3 separate regions of the Mus musculus genome follow, and regions 2 and 3 are each linked to region 1. The links are chromatin loops, found by intact Hi-C in ENCODE. Cell type or tissue: heart. All regions are shown on one strand. Each heading gives the region's core, and the rest is flanking DNA. Links, peaks and the distances in the headings are about the cores only. Region 1 holds the start of Gm36904 (a long non-coding RNA gene). Region 2 overlaps Akt3 (thymoma viral proto-oncogene 3). Region 3 overlaps Akt3 (thymoma viral proto-oncogene 3).

Evidence for each region. Peaks named below come from ENCODE experiments on the same cell type or tissue, not always from the same donor. Only the 100,000 strongest peaks of a DNase experiment are listed, where the experiment ranks them.
Region 2: a loop joins it to region 1, with 2.1 times the contacts of the local background. A loop is called at or near these places in 3 of 42 quality-filtered maps.
Region 3: a loop joins it to region 1, with 2.3 times the contacts of the local background. A loop is called at or near these places in 3 of 42 quality-filtered maps.

What each region holds. Positions count from the first base shown.
Region 1 is chr1:177,253,773-177,260,733 of GRCm38, forward strand. It overlaps Gm36904 (a long non-coding RNA gene), which reads left to right and starts at 3,909. Exons shown (of 8, transcript XR_001779550.1): 1 at 3,909-4,034. It also overlaps a transcript of Akt3 not described here. In heart, for the core only: CTCF peaks have their summits at 3,625 and 5,075; DNase peaks (open chromatin) are centred at 3,639, 4,099 and 4,819; H3K4me3 peaks cover 2,682 bases; H3K27ac peaks cover 2,246 bases.
Region 2 is chr1:177,198,586-177,205,546 of GRCm38, forward strand. All of the region lies in intron 1 of Akt3 (thymoma viral proto-oncogene 3), which reads right to left. Among named protein-coding and RNA genes, the nearest start is that of Akt3, 47 kb to the right of the region's middle. In heart, for the core only: a CTCF peak has its summit at 2,993 (motif pointing right); no DNase peak of the experiment used is centred there.
Region 3 is chr1:177,190,558-177,197,518 of GRCm38, forward strand. The region is part of intron 1 of Akt3 (thymoma viral proto-oncogene 3); the gene reads right to left. Among named protein-coding and RNA genes, the nearest start is that of Akt3, 55 kb to the right of the region's middle. In heart, for the core only: a CTCF peak has its summit at 4,876 (motif pointing right); no DNase peak of the experiment used is centred there.

The DNA of each region.
Region 1 (6,961 bases), core at 1,330-6,329:
TCTGATTTAAAACCCTGGGGGCTGGGGATATGCTTACCCTCAGCTTCACATAAACCAACGGACAAGCTGTTGAAGGCAGAGTCCCTCAATTTCTATGTGAACTGTGGCCCAGCACTGTATGAGGCTGGGGACTACAGAACACTGGCTCACCTGGCCATTTCATTCAATACACACACAATTCCAAAATCTGCCTCAGGTACCTCTCAAACTACAAAATGAAAATTCTTAATACACACACATAAAAACTAAATGCCAACAATTACTGGAAGATCCCCACCACCACCTCCAACACAGTCCCGGGATTAGAATCCCTAATAAAGTTCATCTCAAAGTGTCCTTTAAAAAGAGCATCAGACAGACCAGAAAACTTAGATAATTGTTCCCAACTCTGCCTCAATGTCCTTAACTGTGATTTCAGAAAAGGTAGCATTAGATGCTTGATAGCTCTTTCAGAGCCAATAAAATGTAAGATTCTTTACACTGAAATCTACAATCAACTTCATTTATAGAAGTAGTAGTATAGATGACAATCATGGTTATATATAGCTCCTATCCTCAAATTCTAATATACAGCTACTACAAAACAAGTAGCCATTCAACTCAGACCAAATCTGGGCTAAACTCCATTATTGGCTAAATTCTACCTTCCTTTCTGCCAAATCCCCCAGACACCCAAATATAATTAATATAGAAGAGACAAAGTCTCATCTGAACATTTTCTATTTTCTTCTAGTATACCTTTTTACCTTCCCTTCAGAATACAAGCAAAAATACCCATTTAGAAATATAAAATACCTGAAGTTAGCAATAAATCTTTAAGTATATTTAGATAGTTTCTAAGAACTAAAAGCATATTTATAAGTCAAAAGCATATGCTAGCTTACTCACCAACTACTATCTGAAGATTTCCTTATTGAAGAAATAAATTTACCTCTTATTGGATGAGGGATACCACAATAAAATATGTAAACAGTTCACATATTTTGGCATTTGAAACAATTAAAATGAAAGAGATGTTAGTTTAATCAATATAGCTTTTTAAACTATATTAACTTGATTCTGTAGAACTTAGAGTATAGATATATAATATAATGTATACTACAAAATAGCATATTATATATCATACTATACTATGTTTGAAATATATCTATACATTTGAAATTATAAATTTGAAATATACATACATATATGTATATTGAATGGGCAAGTTTAAATGAAACGATTTTTATGCTGTATGAAGTGTTTTCTCATGTGAAATTCACTTTCAAAATTGCAGCAAGATTGTCCTGAAGTAGATGAATTACAATATATGAAGTACATATAGCAAGGTCAGGCACATAGTAGGAATTAACTGGAAACTGAATCTAATTCTATCAGATTTTAAAGACTATCATAACACATCTGTTAATATTAGCCTACTTTTGCAGAGAGTATGCTGCACTGAAACAAGATTAAGAATACAGATGCACATGCTGAAATCTGGAGCTTATCAACAACTTTTAAATTACTCAAAGACTTAAGCACAAACCAACCATAAAGAATATTTACATTATTAATTCAGAGTAACTTGAAAATGCAAGTCAAATTATAAAATAAACCAAATAAAAGTATTTTTGTCTTGCATTTTATTCTACAAATCTAAAATTGGTTTGCTTTTTAATGCCATAAACATAATCACTATAAAGCCAAGCTCTCACCAAATCATGATTCTGATCCAATTAACACATTAACAAGAATCATCATCCCAGGGACAAATTCTTGAACTACTGGGCATTACAGAGTAAATTATAACTAGTTATCACTTCCTAAGAAGATGCAAAGTTTAAATGAAAGCTAAACTTCTACAACAATGTATGAAACAAGTTCCTCTTCAGAAAGAAGCCTAAGCATTTAGAAACTTCCATGTTAAAATCAAAACCTGGAGTTTAAAACTCCTAAACCCCCACACTGAAATCCATGCTAACATTTGTCGCAGAAGTTTAACCAACAGACTTTAAATGTACAGTGATCTTTAAATGTACAAACTTTAATGACAGTGATCCTCTGAATGAAGTCAAAAAACCTTACTCCTCCAAAGCACACTCCTCCTCTTAATATTTATTTTGTGAATGAAACTTTATTTAAAATATTTTAGGTGAAAAAGAAAAATCACACAAACAAGCCTGTAATGGTGGCACACACCTGTGATCCCAGCATTCAGGAGGCTGGGATCCCTAGCAGGCCAACCTAGGCTACAGAGTGAGTTTCATAGCAGCCTAAATTACACAGGGAGACCCTCTACTCCAAAACCATAATAAATACAATTGCAAAAAATAGAAAGCCCAAAGAATTTTCAAGTATTGTTCCATATAGAATACAAAACAACAATGTCAAGATTAAAGAAAAAAATAATTTTAAGTTGAAAATTAATCACTCATCATTACAGAAGACAGTAGAGGGGACAAGATGACTATGAATAACAATTTCATTTTTTGTAGTACTCCTTTAGACTAGGTATAACCTCTATGCTACTGCAAATGTACAAACATTAAAATAGCACATGTTCTCCCTAACTTTAAAATTTGAACCTCAAGATATAGATATTGAGGTCATCTCTGGCTTTTAAAAAGTTATCTTCAAACAGAATCAAAATTTTATATTGACAAAAGGAACAAAATTCAGTCTTGAACTGCATCTTGAATTTAACTGTGTATCTGGTATTGTGTTTCTAGAAAACAATTTATAAAGATACTTTTTAAAAAAGAATTCATGTTTTAGACATCCTATCTTCTGGAATATTCAGATTCATCTTCAAGCTCTAAACCATCTTTACTAGACTCTTCCACTCTTGGCTTTTCCAACATTTTCCTAAATGCAAATATAACTTAATATAATGAATGAGTCCTACCATAAATAAAATTCAGTGACTGTATGGAAATTTATAGTTCTAACAAAAAATTACTTTGCTTTACCAAATACAGAAGACATGTCTAAATTAAAGATTTGGGACAACTGTTATTTTATTACATATGAAGTCCTTGTTCTACATCCTTTTCAGAACGCTAAAAGTGTGTTGATTCTATTAATACCATAATTTAATCTATACAGAGATTTTATTGCTGGATTTTTATCTGTAAACTTTATCAATTTCAATCCATCAATGCTTTGAACCAAAATATATTACACTTGAGAAATGAATTTTATTTTCATAACATTATTCTGATGAAGACATTTGAGAGAATCCAAGCTTTGACTTATGGGTAAGCATTTTTTTTCTGCTTCCTAAAGATAAACAGTAAACACTACTACTGTTCAAAAACTGGCCCAAAGGAGAGATTCGGTTATCTCTAACCTAAGTGTAGATTCCCAGGAAATCTCAAACAAGGGACGACCCCACCTCAGCATCAGGACTATGGATGCCACCAGCTTAAGCTTCAACTTCGGGCTTCCAAGGGGCCTCACTAGCATCATGGCTGATGCAGACCGATGCGCAGGAGGCGGAGGAGGTGGACTAGGAAGAAGCTGGTTTGTTTACTTGCAGCCTGAGCCGCCCGCCGTCGCCGCCGCCGCCAGCAGCGACAGCATCAGTAGATCAGCCAAACCCAGCATCTTCCGCACATTTCTATTCTTAGCACACAACTCCCTAGCGGATCAAAACCCCACTACTATTAAAAACACAGACTTGCACGTTACCCACCTCGCACACGCACACCCGCACCCCATCAGCACCGTCCTCTCCCGGGCGCCGGCGGGGTGCGGTGGGGTGGGGTGGGGTAGGTAGCTGGCTAAGGAAGGAGACCCCGGGGACGCCGGTGCATCCTCGCCCGCACTCCCGCCACATGCGCAGACGGCCCCTCCCCCCAACCCAAACACCGACTCGCCACCGGCCGCTCGCTCGCGTTACATAACCTCGCCGCCGCCCCCCGCCCCTCGCCCCGGCCCGCCGCCCCCTCCCCGGGCCGCGCGGCCGACCGAGTCGGGGCGAAGGGACCCGGCTCGAGCTAAACAAGAGCCCTAAAGGCGCCGGGCCGGGCAACCCAGACGCGCAGCTCACGGTACCGCTAGGCCAGGAACACCCCCCTCCCTGGCCGCCCGCGCACCGCCGCCGCTCCCCCACCCCCAAAAGCTAGGGGGATGTCCGTGTCACCCACGCGGGGCATCCCCCGGCCTCCGCCTCCACACCTACGGCCCCAAAGCTTCAGGAGGAACGGGGAGGGGAACCCCGGCCCCCCGCCCACGCCCCCGGCGGCCGCGGTGACACCCAGACGCCCCCGCCTCACCCACCCGCGCCGCCGCCGCCCCCGCCCGGGGGAGGCAGGGAGGGAGCCGCGGGGCCCTCGGGGAGTGCGGGCGAGGCGGGGAGGGGGGCGAGAGCTGGGGGCGGTGGCTGTTACCTGCAAAGGCGGCGGCGGCGGCCCCGCAGCTGCTCGGGCGGTGGCGGAGGATGGAGCAGGGGGGGACGGGGGGAGGAGAGGGGGCGACTCGGGGGTCCCCCTCCCTCCTCCTCCCCTCCTGTCCTCCCCCCCACCCCGCTGAGCCTCTGGCCCCCTGGAGCCCGGTGTCGCCGGCGGGAGGGGAGACGAAGGGCTGCAGGGGAGGGAGGGAGGGAGCCGGCCGGGCGGGCGGGCGGCGGCGCTGGAGCGGGCGGCGGCGGCGGCAGCGGCGGGAGGAGGGAGGAGGAGGAGGGCGGGCGGCGGTACGGGGAGGAGGAGGAGGAGGAGGCGGAGACTCTACTTGGGAATCGGATGTCGGCTACAAATTCGATTCATCACTAGAAAACACGGCTCGGGCGGGGGGCCGTGGAGAGCCGCTGGGCCACGGGGCGGAGGCTCTGGGCCGAGCGCGCAGAGCCCCGGACTGCGGCCTCGCCTCGCCTCAGGGACCCAGCAGCCGCCTCCCCGCCCCCTCTTTCCTCCCTCCGGGGGCCGCCGCCGAAGCTTCTTGCCGCCGCCGCCGCGGGGCTTGTTGTTGACTTTGAGGAAAACTCCTGACGTCAGGGGCTGGCTCTCCGCGACTGGCGGGAGCGGCTTCCCCGCGCCCCGGTCCAGCTCACCGCCTCAGCTCCGCGCCCCAGCCGGGCGCTCGCCCCCAGGCTGCCCCGCGCCCCTCAGACCCGCGGCGACCCGCGCCCCTCGCCTTCCTCTCGCGAGAACACCTTCCCCAGCAGTCCGCGCCGCGGGGCCAGCGTTCCCGCCGGGAAGTTCTGGGCTTCCCCGGGCCGCGTGGCCCTGGACGAGGCACCCGAGGCGGGGCCCAGCTTTCCCCCCAGCACACCCACCGCACCGCCCCTGACGCCGCGGGCGTGCGGGCTCAGAGCAAGGAAACTCCTTCTCACATTCACCTGGGCGAGGCGGGCCCGGGGGCAGTGCGAGGCAGGTATCTGGCAGTCCCAGGAGATGTCACCATGTGTGGGCTTGAGGTTGTTGCAGTGGCATCCCGAGTCCCTCAGAACCACCTTGTGAGGGAGGTTGGTTTCATGGACTTGGGGGCACTAAGAAGATGTTGCTTTTGAAGTTCATGGTTGTAAGTACAGTAAAGACTGGTTTTTAGAAAATGACCCTTATCTTGCCACATCTCGTACCTCAGAAAGTCATAAAAGTTTACTTTTTCTGAGACTGTTTCATCGCTTCTAGAAACACCTGGCAAACCGGTATTAATTCTAATGGCTCCAGCCTTTGGGAAGAACCCGTTAGTTTCTCCCATTGCAAGAACCTGCTTAGTACCTTGGGCTTCTTCCTGTAGCATTTCTTCTGTTGTGTGTCTCTTCTCCCGATCTGTTGTTTGAACAAGAGATAGTGTATCCTGTCTGTGTGTGCCGCACAGTTACCAGTGAGCTGGCTGGGTCTCCATCGAGATGAAAATTACTGGTGATGATGGAGGTCTAATGGTCCAGTGGCTAAGGCTGGGCTGACAGACGTCAGAGGTTTATAGAGCTCTCACCAGAGAACTACAGTTTATGTTACCAAATCTTAAGAACCAGAATCAAACAGTTTTAAGAACTTGGATTAAGACACTTACTACTCTGACTTTGGTTGCCAGTGGCCTAGAAGTCTTCAAGTGCAACAGTTGGCTCTCTGAATAATTGGCAGCACTGAGCACCAGCTATGATTATAACCCTTAGGCTGTTGGTGTTGGTGCCTTGTGACAGTCCTGCAGTCTGTATGGTCTAACTGCCATGACCATCCCCACCTGTCCCCACGACTTGGCTGCTGCTACCACTTGCCATGGCTTCTTACAGGTGGAGCTGCCTTTTCCTCTTCCTGCTACCATTGTTGTACGCTGTATCGATGATAAACAGCCCAGGGAAAGACCATTTGAGAAATCCTTCATTGGGCCTAATGACTCCAAAACACCCTGATTACACCAGGAGCTGAGGAGGTGATTATTGTAATTCCAACACAGCATCTAGTTTTCCACCATTCATAAGCCCAAGGAACCAATCACTGGCCAGTTTGGGCTGCATAGAGGAATCCTGTCTTGCCAAATCCTATAGAATTCTCAGACTTATCCATTGATTTACTCTTTCATTAATTCAATACTTATTCTATGCTACTTTGTACCAAATCTTTCTTTTAAGACAGAGATGCTGACAGTATCATTTGCCTGAGGACACCCCCTTAGAATGATGTAGCTCAGTGATAAATACTTGCCTAGGGTGCACAAGGTTGCAGGTTCAATCCCCAGCACGCCAAAACAGAATTGACCAAGGTTTTGTCTTGCCTGGAGTACTGCTTTCCAAAGCTGGTACAGGTTATCTCTGAAAGACCTGTGGTGACTGGAAAAGGCCTGTAAAGCAGGAATCGTGGACTTCAGTTTCAGTTTCTCTGCAACCAGACTGTAGTTTCCTCAAGATGCCCTTGGACTGATCAAAGCAGGTCAGCTCTTATAATGAGTCAATCTGGCTAGTTTCCAAAAGGACTACTCTGACAGCTCAGTGGCCCACCTACCTCCCCTCTCTGAGGCACAGGGAAAGTTTGACAGC
Region 2 (6,961 bases), core at 313-5,312, 56 kb before region 1:
CTTTAATTGCATAAGTCTTGTTTCAAAATACATTCTACAAAATATAAACAGAATAGAATAGCATTTCAATAAACAAATGCCCAAAATAACTTCAATCCCCAAATCTGGTTTATCAAGAAGTATTCAAGAACCTTAGGTAGTAATGCTTAAAGAACATACATATGAAATTATTATACACTAAAGGGAAAAAGTTAATGCCTAAGAAAGATCAATATGTCTATGCTGTCTTTCTTGGGTACCATTTTTAGTTCTCACTCAAGGGTGATCAGGATGAACTGGTCAGTACAAGTCTCCACTCATTTGATTTATTTAAAACCACTAACTAAAATATATGCATACACTGGAGTAAATGTATTTTTTTAAAAATGTAGCTAGAATGTATGTCCACTTAGAAGAGGAATAGATGTTCATAATAAACATTTTAAATACAAACTGTTAAATCCTGAAAACTGACCTCTGGAAAACAAAAGCAGTTTTAACACACATGGAAACAAAGAATGGAAATGAGAGAAAAGAGAGAGCAAAGTCTCTATGTAACTGGCTGCTCAGTCATTAGAAAGGTGCCCCCAACCACCATATGTTCCTCAAATATGCTATCACACCTACAATTTCATCATATGTCTCCCAAGAAATTAATTAGCTCTAACTTTTTCAACTTTGACAAAAACGTCTGCATCAGTCAGATTTCTAGCTGTTGCAAACATTTCAAAATTCAAAGCTTTCTTCAGCTTGTATTTAACCTTTTAATTACTATTAATCATTTAGCAACATTTAGAACAGCATTCATTAGACAGATGTCTAATTCTAGAATTTTGAATAATGTAAATTCATTTACACTTATATCTATTCTTGGCACATATTTATTTGGTGGTTTTACAAAGTAAAACTAAGGTTTAAAAACCATCATTTTACAGCTGTAGTAAAGAAGAAAATAACCAGAAATGTTCATGTTCTCTTAAACAAAACAATAAATTCCTGTAATATCAGTTTAGATGACTTACAGTAATAATGATCTCAATGATTTTAAAATGAAGATTGAAAAACCCTATACTATGTATGAGGTATGTGACAGACTTTATAATAAACTACCAGTGATAGAAAGAACTAAGAGTCTAAGAAAAAAGTATTTTCATAATATACCCATTAGCCATCAAACTAAAAAAAAACACTCCATCCTGATTGATCCTAAACCAAAGTTAGGCTACCATCAAACATGTAAAGTCACTTTCATTTCCATCAATGTATATAAAATACATTGTTAAGCCTATCAATTGTTCCTTGTGAGTTCATTCTGAAAGTATTATAGACTGTGGGATTCTAATCAATTTTCACTGTTTGCTAGTAATTAAGTACATATGAGCAATGAATGTGTTTCACAAATCTTTGCTCTTATAGTAAATGATAAATTATATAAAATATTTACTGTTAACTGCTAACACCCACTGATTCCTTTAAATTGAAGGGCATAGACTACAAAACTTGCCTTATCTTCTGTAAGGCCTCACAAAAAAAAAATAAATAAATAACTGAATGTTCCTTTCAATTATTTCAGGTAGCAAAGTAATATATAATCTAAAAATAATTTCTACTTTAAAAAGTATTAAAATTAAATTTCACTATTCTGACTAAAGTGAATGTTCAAATTAATCAGAATAAGACAGCCTCATAAACTGTCAATAATTCCTTGCTGATAATTCTCTTCCTTTGTGCAGCTACCCAGGTAAAAGTACAGTGATATGCACTATTTTTTAATGGAGAAGACTCTTAGAGGGATAGCAAGATGGCTCAGTGGAGAACACCTGAGCCAAGCTTGACAGCGTAAGGTCCATCCCCCAGGGATCCACATGATAGAAGGAAAGAACCTATTCCCATTAGTTGTCCTGTGACGGTCTTCACATGCACACTACAATATGCATATATATATACATATGCACATATAGTCAGTAAATAAACTTTTCCAAATTAAAATTTTAAAATGAACTTTAGAAATATCAGATATCCTTTATGAAGTTTTTAATGGCCTCTCCAAAAAGCAAAAGAAGATGTCTGCTTCTTTACAATTCCTAATTCCATCTTTTAAATACAGAAATGGGGAAATGAGAGAGAAAGAAGGCTCAGCAGTTAAGAGCACATACAGAAGACCTGAGCTCTGTTCCTACCACCCACGTTCCAGATGTGATGTTCTTACCTAGCCACTGTGCACACTGCATGCCCACAAGAAACACTTATACACCTAATATAAAACAATTCTTTTAACTAGAAAATGATGCCTTATTTCTCTTTGAAATCCCCGAACCTATCAAGTCTGGCAAAAAAAAGAATCTGATTATATTTTCAATAGCAAAAGTGAAACTTCAGAAATATCAGTATAGTAGCTATCAATATAGCAGAATCAAAATTTACAGTTCAGAAATGATCTGTATAGTATGTATGTGTGTGTACTGTTTTCAACTGAGGAAGGAAACAAGTGCCCATTCAAATTTAGTAAGTATTTATTAAGATCCTGCTGTGTTACAGTGAATATCTGGTTTAGATTAAGAAAGGAACAGTAACTACCTTGTCTTGACTGCAGAAAATACATGGGTTTATAGAATCAGAGAGAGAAATATATAGCCAACATGAGGTTGTAAGTTTCCTTGGGAGAAAAATTCCTAGAATTGGTAAAAACAAACAAACAAACAAACAGACACACACATTTATAAAATTAACAGCACAAAAGAATACCACATGCTTAGAAATCAGAAGATCTGGGCATTTCTAGCACAGTGACCTAAAGAAGCCTAGCGACTTATCACAGGAAAGACAGAAAAGAATACATTAACCAAAAAAAGACAGTTTCTGTTTTGAGGATGTAAATTTATAATGACCATGAGACAGTCATAAAAAAGCTTTAAATATTACACCAGAACACTTAAAGAAGTTAGTTTCTGTATTGGGAACTGCAGTTTGATTACTGAATGCCACAAAAGACCATGTTTTACAGGGCTTGTCCCCAGGTGGCACTACTGGTAAGTGCTAGCAAGCTCTAGGAGCCTAATGACAAGTCCTTAGGTCAATGGGGTATGTGTTCTCACAGGAGACTGTGGAATTCTAGTCACATTCTCGTTGTTCTCTACTTTTCCAGGTAAACAGTTTCCTGTGCAGCCTTTTTCATCATGTAGGACACCCTGATCAGATGGGAAAATGAATGTGATTAACTCAGTCTCACTACAACCTTCCTCCTATATAGGATTTATGATAAGTTCTTTCTCTTTGTAAGTGCTTCATGTATTTTGTTACAGTGATGTAAAGTAACACACTACACTTGAAGAAATAGTTGGAATTCACTGATTCATAGGCAAAATGTATATTCAAACAGCAGAAAAGCCAAGAATTTACAGACAGCCAAAGCAGCTCAGAATTGAGTGAGAAAGGGCTCTCTTCATATCTTATAGTAGCTAAGAAAGTCAATAAAATAGCACTCCAATGAAGAGATGCATCTGGAATGGAAAATATGAGGAAGTCAAGTAAGGTATATATTTCAGTAGGGAACAAGTAAACAAAAACATAAAATTATAAGGTCCTAGTAAATTATTATTAGTTACAAAATGAGTATTTGGAGTAAGAAAAAGAATGCATAAACTATTTTCTTCTAGCATTTTGTTTACATTATAATTGATGTTACATAATTTATTCTATAAGCATACTTAATATATAGAGAAATACATACGTAAAAAATTAGGAGTTCATTAATAACTTCACTTTTACCTATAGCTTTTAAAAAATATTTTCATTTTAAAAGTTTAATGCTTAAAGAATGATCAACGTAGCATATTTTTAAAATTTTTGTCATATGAAGAGAAATAAAATTTCCATATGAATATGTGTCAGTGATTAGATGGAAAATAGGCAAAAGAAGTAAGAATCTATGAAGATAAAGTAAGAGTGGCCAGGAACTAACCCATGTTAGTTAGGAAACTGGCAGTGACGGCATGGGCTCTGGGTCTACTCTCCTCTTTTTCTAAAGTATTTGTTTGAATGTTTTTTTAGTAAATGGGTTTTCAACCTAACAACAAACAGATACAACAGATAGTATCTACAAAGTTCTATGGTTATTAACCTCAGGTTGCCAAAAGGAATTAAACACAAGACTCTCTACATAGTGAAAAGTTGAAAAACTGACTTATAAAATAAATAAGCAGGAAAAAAAAAGGCTATGTAAACAAGTAATAGAATTTAATTCTGGTTTCATGAAATATTTAAATTATAAAATATTATATACAAAATATAAAAAAAATATATAATCTAACTATGAAATACAAAAAAATCTCTTTTCCCCACAAAAATTAGGCTTTTTTAATAATAACTGTTATTGTGTTACTTTAATTGTCCTTAGCAGTGGTTCTCAACTTTCCTAAAGCTGTGGCCCTTTAATAAGTCCCCTGTATTGTGATGACCTCAACCATAAAATCATTTTCACTGCAACTTCCTAACTTTAATTTTGCTACTGTTATGAATCACAATGCAAATATCTGTTTTCCCATGGTCTTAGATGACCCTGTGAAAAGGCTGTTAAACACACCCCCAAGGGGCCGCAACCCACAGGTTGAGAACCCACTGGCCTACCTAAGCAAAGTCTTTACATGTAGTGACAAAAGGAAGCACCTGTCAGAGCTGACTGCATTTTAGCTGGTACCTATAATTGTATTCGTCCCAGTTAATTCACCTGAGTTACTCCAAATCATTCTTAACAGTTTTTTGCCTAAATATTATATATATCAAGAAATCTCCTTTCAAACCCAACTGTAGAGCAGAATGTAAACCTGTGTCTTCCCACAGAACTCGTTCTATCACAAGACTATTACAAGTAGTTTTGAGTTAAGTTCCAAATCACTGTTTAAGAACCAATTTACATTCTTTAAAGAATACAATCATTCATGATTTTAATACATTCCCAAAATTGTGCAATTACCACCGTTGATTTCTGAGTTTTTCATCCTCTCCCTAGATAAAGAGAAGTACAGGTCACAAGAGAGGTGATAGAACAATGAGAAAGAATGAACACAAGGACAAGGCAGGCTGTGTGCTAGCTCAGGCCTCCACTTCAGCACTTGAGAGGCTGGAGAAGGAAGGTTGCCCAAATTTCCAGGCCAGCCCAGGTTGCAAGAGGGAGGGAGGAGAAACAAAGTAAAACAGGAATACAGGGAGGGATTGGGGCTTGGGGGAGAGGGAAAGAAAAATAGATTCCCAAGGACAGAGCCCCAGTTCCACAGAAAGGGCATTGAAGTCAAACCAAACCTCTTATATGAGGTAATCCAATGAAGAGCCTAACAGCTCTTTCCATAAGAGAGGCCCAAAGTTAGCACAAGGCTTAAATCCCACTGGGAGAGGTGGTGTAACAATGCCTTCACTGTGACAGGTCAGAACTGGAAGAAAAAAAAAAAGGACCTCACAAAATTGAAAAGCTTCTGTGAGGCAAGAGACCCTGTAAATAGGACAAAAGCGCAACCAACCGATTGGGAAATGATCTTTACCAACCCTACAAGTGAGGAATCTTGAATGGCTGAGAGGCATTTAAAGAAATGTTCAACATATCCTTAGTCATCAGGAAAATGAAAATCAAAACCCTGAAATTCCACCTCACACCAGTCAGAACAGCTAAGTTCAAAAACACGGGTGACAATGGTGAGGATGTGGAAAAAGAGAAACACTCCTCCATTGTTGGTGGGACTGCAAACTGGTATAACATCAGTCTGTTTTAAGGATTAGCCACCCAGAGTGTAATAGGGACCTGCAGAAGGGGACAATCTCTGTAGAGCCCAGGTTCTCTAGGGAGGCAAGGCTAGCAGCAGCTCCTGGCACCCTGAAAGAGAAGTTCCTAGAATGAGTACAGGAATGCTGACCTTGTTAACACTCCTTGGTTTGGTTTACTTTATTGGGCAGTTAGGGGGTTTTAGACAACCCTCCTTTTTCACCAACTATCTAAGATCCTTCTCATTTCTTTTTCCCTTCTGTGTGATCTTCCTTCTTCTTTTTCCCTACCTCTGTCCTTTAAAAAAAAATTAATCATCAACAACATACCTTACTTTAGTTCTGTTGTTTTCCCTCTGTAATCAACTGACTCCATATATATTTCTGTATGTGTTTTGATTTGATGATGAGGCTCTTACAAATTGTTTTCTCATCTGTGTGTGAGTGGTACAAGGAACTGAGCCACTAAGAGAAGCCTACTCAATAAGAATATTCTCAAAATAAACTGAAGATAGCCATCCAACAGATGTGAAAATTCCAACTCAGCATCACTGGGAACATGAAAAAGCAAGGCAAGATGAGTCCTAAAAAGAAAAAGTCACAGGCCTTCAATATAAGCCAATCCAAAGACAATGAAATACAGCAGATGTCTGACAGAGCGAACTTTACCTAAGAATCTATGGAACTGCAAAAAGAATCAAAATAAGAACTAAAGCTATCTTTAAAAAACTCTTCAGTGAGATTGTAATAGAGAGTTCACCAAGTCTAGGAAAAGAAATAGCATCCAAGCACAAGAAGCATTTATTAACTCTTAAGAGACTGCGGCTAAAAAACCTCTCCACAATGCTAAGAATATTGAAGCAAAGATATAATATGAAAAGCGATGCGAAAATGAGAACTCACTTATGAAGGCAAACTCATCAGAATAACATCAATTTTTCAGCAAATATCCTAAAAGCCATCAAAAAATAACTTTTTTATTTCAAGTCTTGAAAGTAAACTGTTGACCAGAACTACTGTATCTAGCAAAATTCTCCTTTAAAATTGAAATAAAGATCATCTGAGGAAAGGCTTAAAGTAAAGCAATTCCAAGCTACTAAGCCAGGAGCTCAGACAACACATACAAGAATCCAATACATAGAGAAGGCAGCCCTTCCCCAAAAGAGATGCAAGGAACGAATAAAAATGAAATAATGAAAGAAATGGAATAGTAAATGAGCACTAGGAATGA
Region 3 (6,961 bases), core at 1,897-6,896, 63 kb before region 1:
AAACTGACTTTGATTAGTCAATCTACAATTCACCCAACCAACCCTTCACTAACTCCAGTGAAGACAGGTGTCTGCTTAGCCTATCACAGTTGAGATGACTTGGTACTGTGTATAGGTCTGAAAAAAAAAACTTTTTGGATGTTTTTTAAAAGATTTAACATGACTGAAGATATCTTTTACCTTAGGTACAATACCAATAATCACTGGTTGACACATTATTAACAGATCTGGAAAATATAAAAACATAAATAACTGAATACATCTAAAATTGAGCATTTATGCAATGAGAGGTAAAGTGTTATGACACAGACATTTTAAAGGTTCTGAAACAACAATTCAACTTTGGTAACCATGAACTGTGCTTTCTAAACAGCTTTGACACTGAAATGAACAGTCTTTTTATTTGATGACACTAAGTAAGACTTTCTTGTGATCGATACTATAAATGTTACAGAAATTTTACACTACCCACATTCCTTATCTAAATTTCATAAAGTGATAGATCTGTTAAATTAATTCCTAAACAATTATTTCTTAAGGATTAATCACTTGCCACATTTTCTAAATATTACCTCAACACAAGTCAGGTTCAGCATTTTCAGCTTTTTAACTTCTCAATAAAACAGTAACCTTTTAAATGTCAGAACCACATTAATTAGTTCATGTTTCTTTAGTTCCCTGATAGCTCCTGGGTAATCTGAAAGCTTTGTTCCACAGCATTATGCACTAAATTGTTGTGAAATTTGAAGACAGTGTCACAAACTTTCACTAAACTCGGTTAACATTTCTAACCATGGTTGGCTAACTTACCTCTATATCTAGGCCTAACAATCAAGGAGGTACTAACTAACCAAGGTGGGACCTTTGGCATTCTTCCTTGTTCCCCAACAGATCCTTCAATATATCTCCTCTTTAAAATTATGTTTTATTTATGCCAGTTTCAAGTTCCTCCTATTTCTTCCACTTTATCATGCTACTTTGGTCAGCCTTAATTTGCCCAAATGCACATACATGTGAAAACTTACTACTCCCTGATCTCAGCAGACAACAAGAATGCAAACTGCTTTAAAGGAATGGGTGAAAAGATAAAAAATAAAATATCTTGCTTAACTTGAATAAATTCAAGAAGATTTATTGAAATGAAAGTCAAGAATACAAAGTAAAACACTGAACTGGAAGGAACTCTACAGAAGCAGACCCAAAAGCAGTAACTTTTCACTTCTGTGCAATTTCTTTCCTTCCCTTTTCCTGGATGTACTGACTCTCAAAAGAGGGAAGTGTTCCCCTGGGGTCCTCCATCCCCTCTGGCTCTAACACTTTCTATGGAGTTCCTTGAGCTCTGAGGGGAAAGATCTGAGGGAGACATGCCATTTAACGTTGTGTGTTTGATTGTTGTTCTTTTGTAAACCAATCTTGTTACGTTAACAAGATTGAACAGAAGTGAATGGTTCCTTGTAGAGCGTATGAATGCTTCGCCATGCAGTCCGACTTCTCAAGAACCCCACTGACTCTGCTGTCCACTCCACAAGCTCCAGCTCTTCAACAGCCAGAGGCTTAGGCAGCTGACTGTGCTATCACAACAGGAATGCTGAGGCACTACAGAGACCCTCTAAAACTAAGATGAAGATGCCACGGGGTTATCAATGTCAGTGTAACAATGAGTCTTCTTATGTCAAAAGCATAACAGTTAATTTACAATTTGTCTTGATTTATTGTCTCTGTACTTATATGTTGTTCTTGACCCTTCCACTTCAGTGGAATTATAGAAATAGACTATGTAGGTCCTTTTGTAAGAATTGCCTTATTTCTGACTATTGTCCAATGGTATTTATTAAAGCTGAAGTCTTACACTATAAAGAAGGTGCTAACCTGTATAGTGTATTATCACTTGCATGACCTTAAAGGGAATAATTTCTTCCATTTCTTCTAACATCAAATATTTAAAGTATATTCAATAAAAAATTTATCTATTTGAATTCCAAATTCATTTGGTTTAAGTTTTATCAAATTTTTAATTATTATAATTAGTAAGAATTACATTAGTTGTTGAATTTATGTATCTGATTTCATTGTACTGTCAAGAGCAATACATGGCCAAGAGTGATGATTTTGCTTTTCACACTCAATGGACAGCTAGCAGTATTTCCATGTATTTTTGTTTCTGCAGCTGGACGAAGGAGGAAACAGAGATATATCAAAGTCTACAAAACAGCCTCCTTATTCTGTTCAAGTGCTAAGATTAAGAAATTATTTCATGGGGCTGGATACATGGTTCAGTGGTTAAGAACACTTGCTGCTCTTACAGGGGACTGGAGCTTAGCTCCCAGGAAACACATGGCAGTTCATAATCACCTGCTCACTCTAGTTTAAGGAGACCGGATGCCCTCTTCTGGGCTCTGTACACATATGGCACTATACACAGACAGACATACATGCAGGCAAAACACTCAATACACATAAAATAAAATAAACCATTAAAAGGGGGAGGAAGATGAGGAACTCCCTCCGGAGGGCAAGGATACTGACTGTTTTAATTCACAATATTCCCAGAATAGCTTGCTATATATGACAGTGGATAAACCAAAACTCAAGATGCATTATTACTTCTCACAACTTTGATGATATAAGCATTAAGAGTCATTCTGCTTTTGCAGAGGATCTAAGTTCAGTTCCCAATACCTACATCAGGAAGCTCACCACTACAGCTGTGGTAGATTCAAAGTCTATAGCTTCTGCAGGCCCTTACTCATGTGTACTCATGTATATATAAAATAATTCTTCTAAATAATTGTATTTTAAAAAGCAAGCATATATTGCATCATACTTTTCCAAAGTGACATGGTGGTTATGGCTGGGAGAAAGGGAATGAGGGAAACAGGTAGAAAGGCTCAAAGAGTCAGAAAAAAAGGGAGGGCAGAAACACGTCCGATGTCTGCTTTTTTAAGTACGATTTTTGTACTTAAAAAAAACACAAGTTTATTTACACTTATATATTTATGAAATAGATATCAGAAGTGGATAAAGGGACTGGGTAGGAAAGGGGCTGAGGAGGGGAGTAGGCTGTGAGGGAAGTTTGATGTATGGAGTGCAAGGGAAAGAATGGAAAACAGTGAGGGGCAATCTCTAGGATATCTGCCAGAGACCTGGGATGGGGGAGGGGGAAGAGTACCATGGTCTCTATGAGGATGAATAAGTTTCTTTTAAAAATCAGCAAATTTATTTCTCCTATTAGTAACAGAGTCAAAAGGTCATATCTTAGTGTAAGTCTAAAGAATATATCAAAATAACAAGTTTTATAGAGTATTTCAGTAGGCTGTTCAGAGGCACAGTCCACTAAGAGCAACTTAAAATGCTAGGTAAGATGATTCTGACAAACCAACTCCCACACAAGTATTACAAATGTATTTTATTGGCGCTAAAAATAAACAAAAAATAAACAAGATTTTGTAGCATAAATTTCACATCATTTAAGTTAGCAAAGACATCAACCCTTGAGCTTGGATTTTAGTACTTCTAGGATTGTGTGTGTGTGTGTGTGTGTGTGTGTGTGTGTGTGTTTGTGTGTGTTTCTGTGTCAATGTGCAAATGTGATATGAGGGTTAGAGAACACCCCTGAAAATCATTCTAAGGAACACTATCCACCTACACAATGAGAGAAAGGGACTCTCGTTGGCCTGAAGCTCATAAATAAAGCAAGATCCAGAGATATTCCCATGTGTGCTAACCCAGCATTTGGATTGCAAGGGAACACCATCACACACAGCATTTTATGTGAGTTTTGAGAATAGAACTCAAGTCCTCATGCCTGCCCAATCTACCCAACCCCCTCAGCTTCTGTTTCCAGAATTTTAATGCCTTCAAGTTATAATAAAGATATAAAATCAAGCTTCTTTCCAAGTGTGGAGAGAAGGGGGAGGTAACCTAACTCAAAGCATATAAATCTACATATGGTTTTCTATTACCATGCCTAGCACACAGAGCCAGTCTTCTTTCCAGGATTCTGCATTTGCAAAGTCATCAACACATTAAAACGTTTTATAATCCAAAATTCAGTAACATTCTAGCTGTTCTAAGAGTCATCTTTTACATGTAAAAAAGCAAATACTCTGAAAGCATAATAACCCCTGTATTCCCAGATGTGGATGGATAAGGTATCACTCAGGCTTGCTTTCATTTATTTACTATAACCAATGCTGTTGTGAAGTATGGTTAGTGCCACACTCTTCACAGTTTTGCTTTCTCTCAGTGACTTAATTGTCTAAAAGAGTCCCCACAAATACAAGTTTAAGTAATAAAAATGTTTCTCTGTGCAAGAAAGCTGTTATAAAATACATGTTTAAAAAAAGCTTCATTCAGTCATGACTTTAAAGTATTGGTGGCTATAAATTCAATGTCATGAAAATAATACTTACTAAATAAGGAGTCTTTAAAAGGAAACAAACAGGTAGTAATGTTATATATGATCAACTGACAAAAACATAAAAAGAAATCTGAAGGAACCTGTCCCCTGAAATTCCTTCTAGAAGCAATGCTTCAGCATGCATGTGGAGTTTTTACAACACTGATAAATGAGTAACAAGAATCAGCAGCATTTAAAACTGGTACCTTAGGAGCCAGGACCCCAGAAGCAAGATGAGAAACAGAAATAACAAACCATGAAAACAGTGCACTTTCAAAGATTTCAGAGGGTCACAGTCATCAGACAGAGTATAAGCTAAACATGAGTGTGCTTATCTTATGTTAATGAAGCTAAAGATCTAACTTGGAGTTTTCATCAGTAAAAGAGAAAACTGTAAATAACATGAGGTCTGACAACACAGCTCAGCAGGTACAGGCACTTTGGAACAGGGCTGAAAACCTGAGTCTGATCCTTAGGACCCACAAGGTGGCAGGAGAGAACAGATCCTCTTACTAACCAAAATTTGTCCTCTGAATTGCTCATGTAAACTGTGTCCCCCAAAACACACAAATCAAATAAGTAAGCAATATGAAAGACAACAACAATTGAGAACTCAAAAACACATGTAAAGAATTGACAGAGAACTCTAGTACCACATCAAACAACCAGAAAAAAGAGAAAAACTAAAGAAGCATAAAAATATCATCAACAACAACATTAAGTCATAAATTGTAAAGTATATACACAAAAGATTTTTTCCCAAGTTTTTAATTGCCTCGTTATACAATATCAGAAAGAATACATCAGAAGTGTTAGTAGCAAAGAATTTCCTGGATCAATGAAAGACATGTATAAATATCACTAACAAACACGAAACCTAAATGAAATGAAAAGGGAAAGAGAGGAAAAAGGAAAAGAAACACAAACACACTTCAAGTTTAAAAAAAAACAAAGAACATCTTAAAGAAGCTAAGGAATAGGATATTATCTCCCAAATACAGGACACGCTAACATGCATCTTAGTCATGCAGTGCAAACACAAAGGTAAAGGAATGACAGCTTGTGTGGGATTAACAAAGTAAAGACTGTCATAGAACTCTCTACTTGAAAAAAGAAACTTCAAATATTCAAGCTAAATAAATAACTTTTCATGTAAATCTAAGACATGAATGAATGAATGAATGAATGAATGAATAACAACAACAAACAGTACATGTACATACCACCATTCTGCCCTAAAAGTGAACTTCTGACATAAACACCACATTTGGATGAACCTATAAAATATAGGACAACCAAAGGAAAAATACTCTGATTCAACGTAACCACTTAAATACAATTTTTCATGCTAAGCATACAGCTCTGCCTGATACACAATTAAAAACTAAATGCTACCTAGGAAGAGGTATCAGTTAGCTTAAAGATATTTCATCTACTTTGGAAAACAATATTAAAATCCTTAAAAGAATACATTATGAAAGCATTTTAAGAAACTAGTAAGTATTCTTTTGTTAAAGCAAAAGTTAGGAGAATTTTAATTTCTTTATCCTGGAGTCTCTCTTGTTGACTCAACTACTGACTTTAATACAAATCTCAAAACTGTTCCTTAAGAAACTAGGTCTACAGACGGATGTGGTGATGCATGTCTTTAATGTCAGCGCTTAGGAGGCAGACATGTTTATCTCTATGAATACAAGACCAATGTGGTCTACAAAGCAAGTTCCAAGTCAGCCAGGGCTGCACAGTAACACCCTCTCTCAAAAGAAGGAAGAGAAAAAGAAAAAATTACAACCCTAAGAAATTTTTATAAAATCAAACATTTTATCTCAGATTACCTGGCAACTAGAAATGAATAAAATCAATTAGTCACTCCTATATTTTACTCCTATATTTCTAAAGAATATTTAGTATCTTCATAACAAATCTGAATTTTGAGATATTCTGGCATGCATTTGAATCATGTGAAATGGATAAACCTACAATATGTTTATTCAAATCAATCTTTCATTCCTAGAGGGAAAAATAATCATTTATTCTCAAACTAGACTGTGGATCATCTGTTCTTAAAACTTTTCATGTCAACCACAAATATTAAAATGAAATCATAGACAGTGAGTTTACTAAATTTTAATTGCCTCCTTGGCACTTGTTTATAATGATCTGATCAAGCTAATATATATGCCATTTTATAGAGGCAAGGTATTTAAGGAACAAAGAAGGATGTCAGAATTATCTTTTATGCCTGAATGATATATAATCAATGATCTGTCTAAAACTGGCTACAAACACATGTGACAAACTGTTTCTATGTGACAGGATGTATAAAGCTCCATGGGAAGAAAATGGACTTCTCCACCTATTAGTAAGGCAGTCAAGCACACTTGATCTCAAACCCTTTTTATTTTTCAAATCCTTATTTTTCAGGCATAAGTTCATTCAAGACTTATAAATTTCAAAACTAACTCAAAATTAAACTATGTTAATGAATAAAAGTCATCTCCCATTCTTCATTTAATGCCACCTGTTAGCCATGCAAAAGGAAAAAATGCCATACTTTAAGGG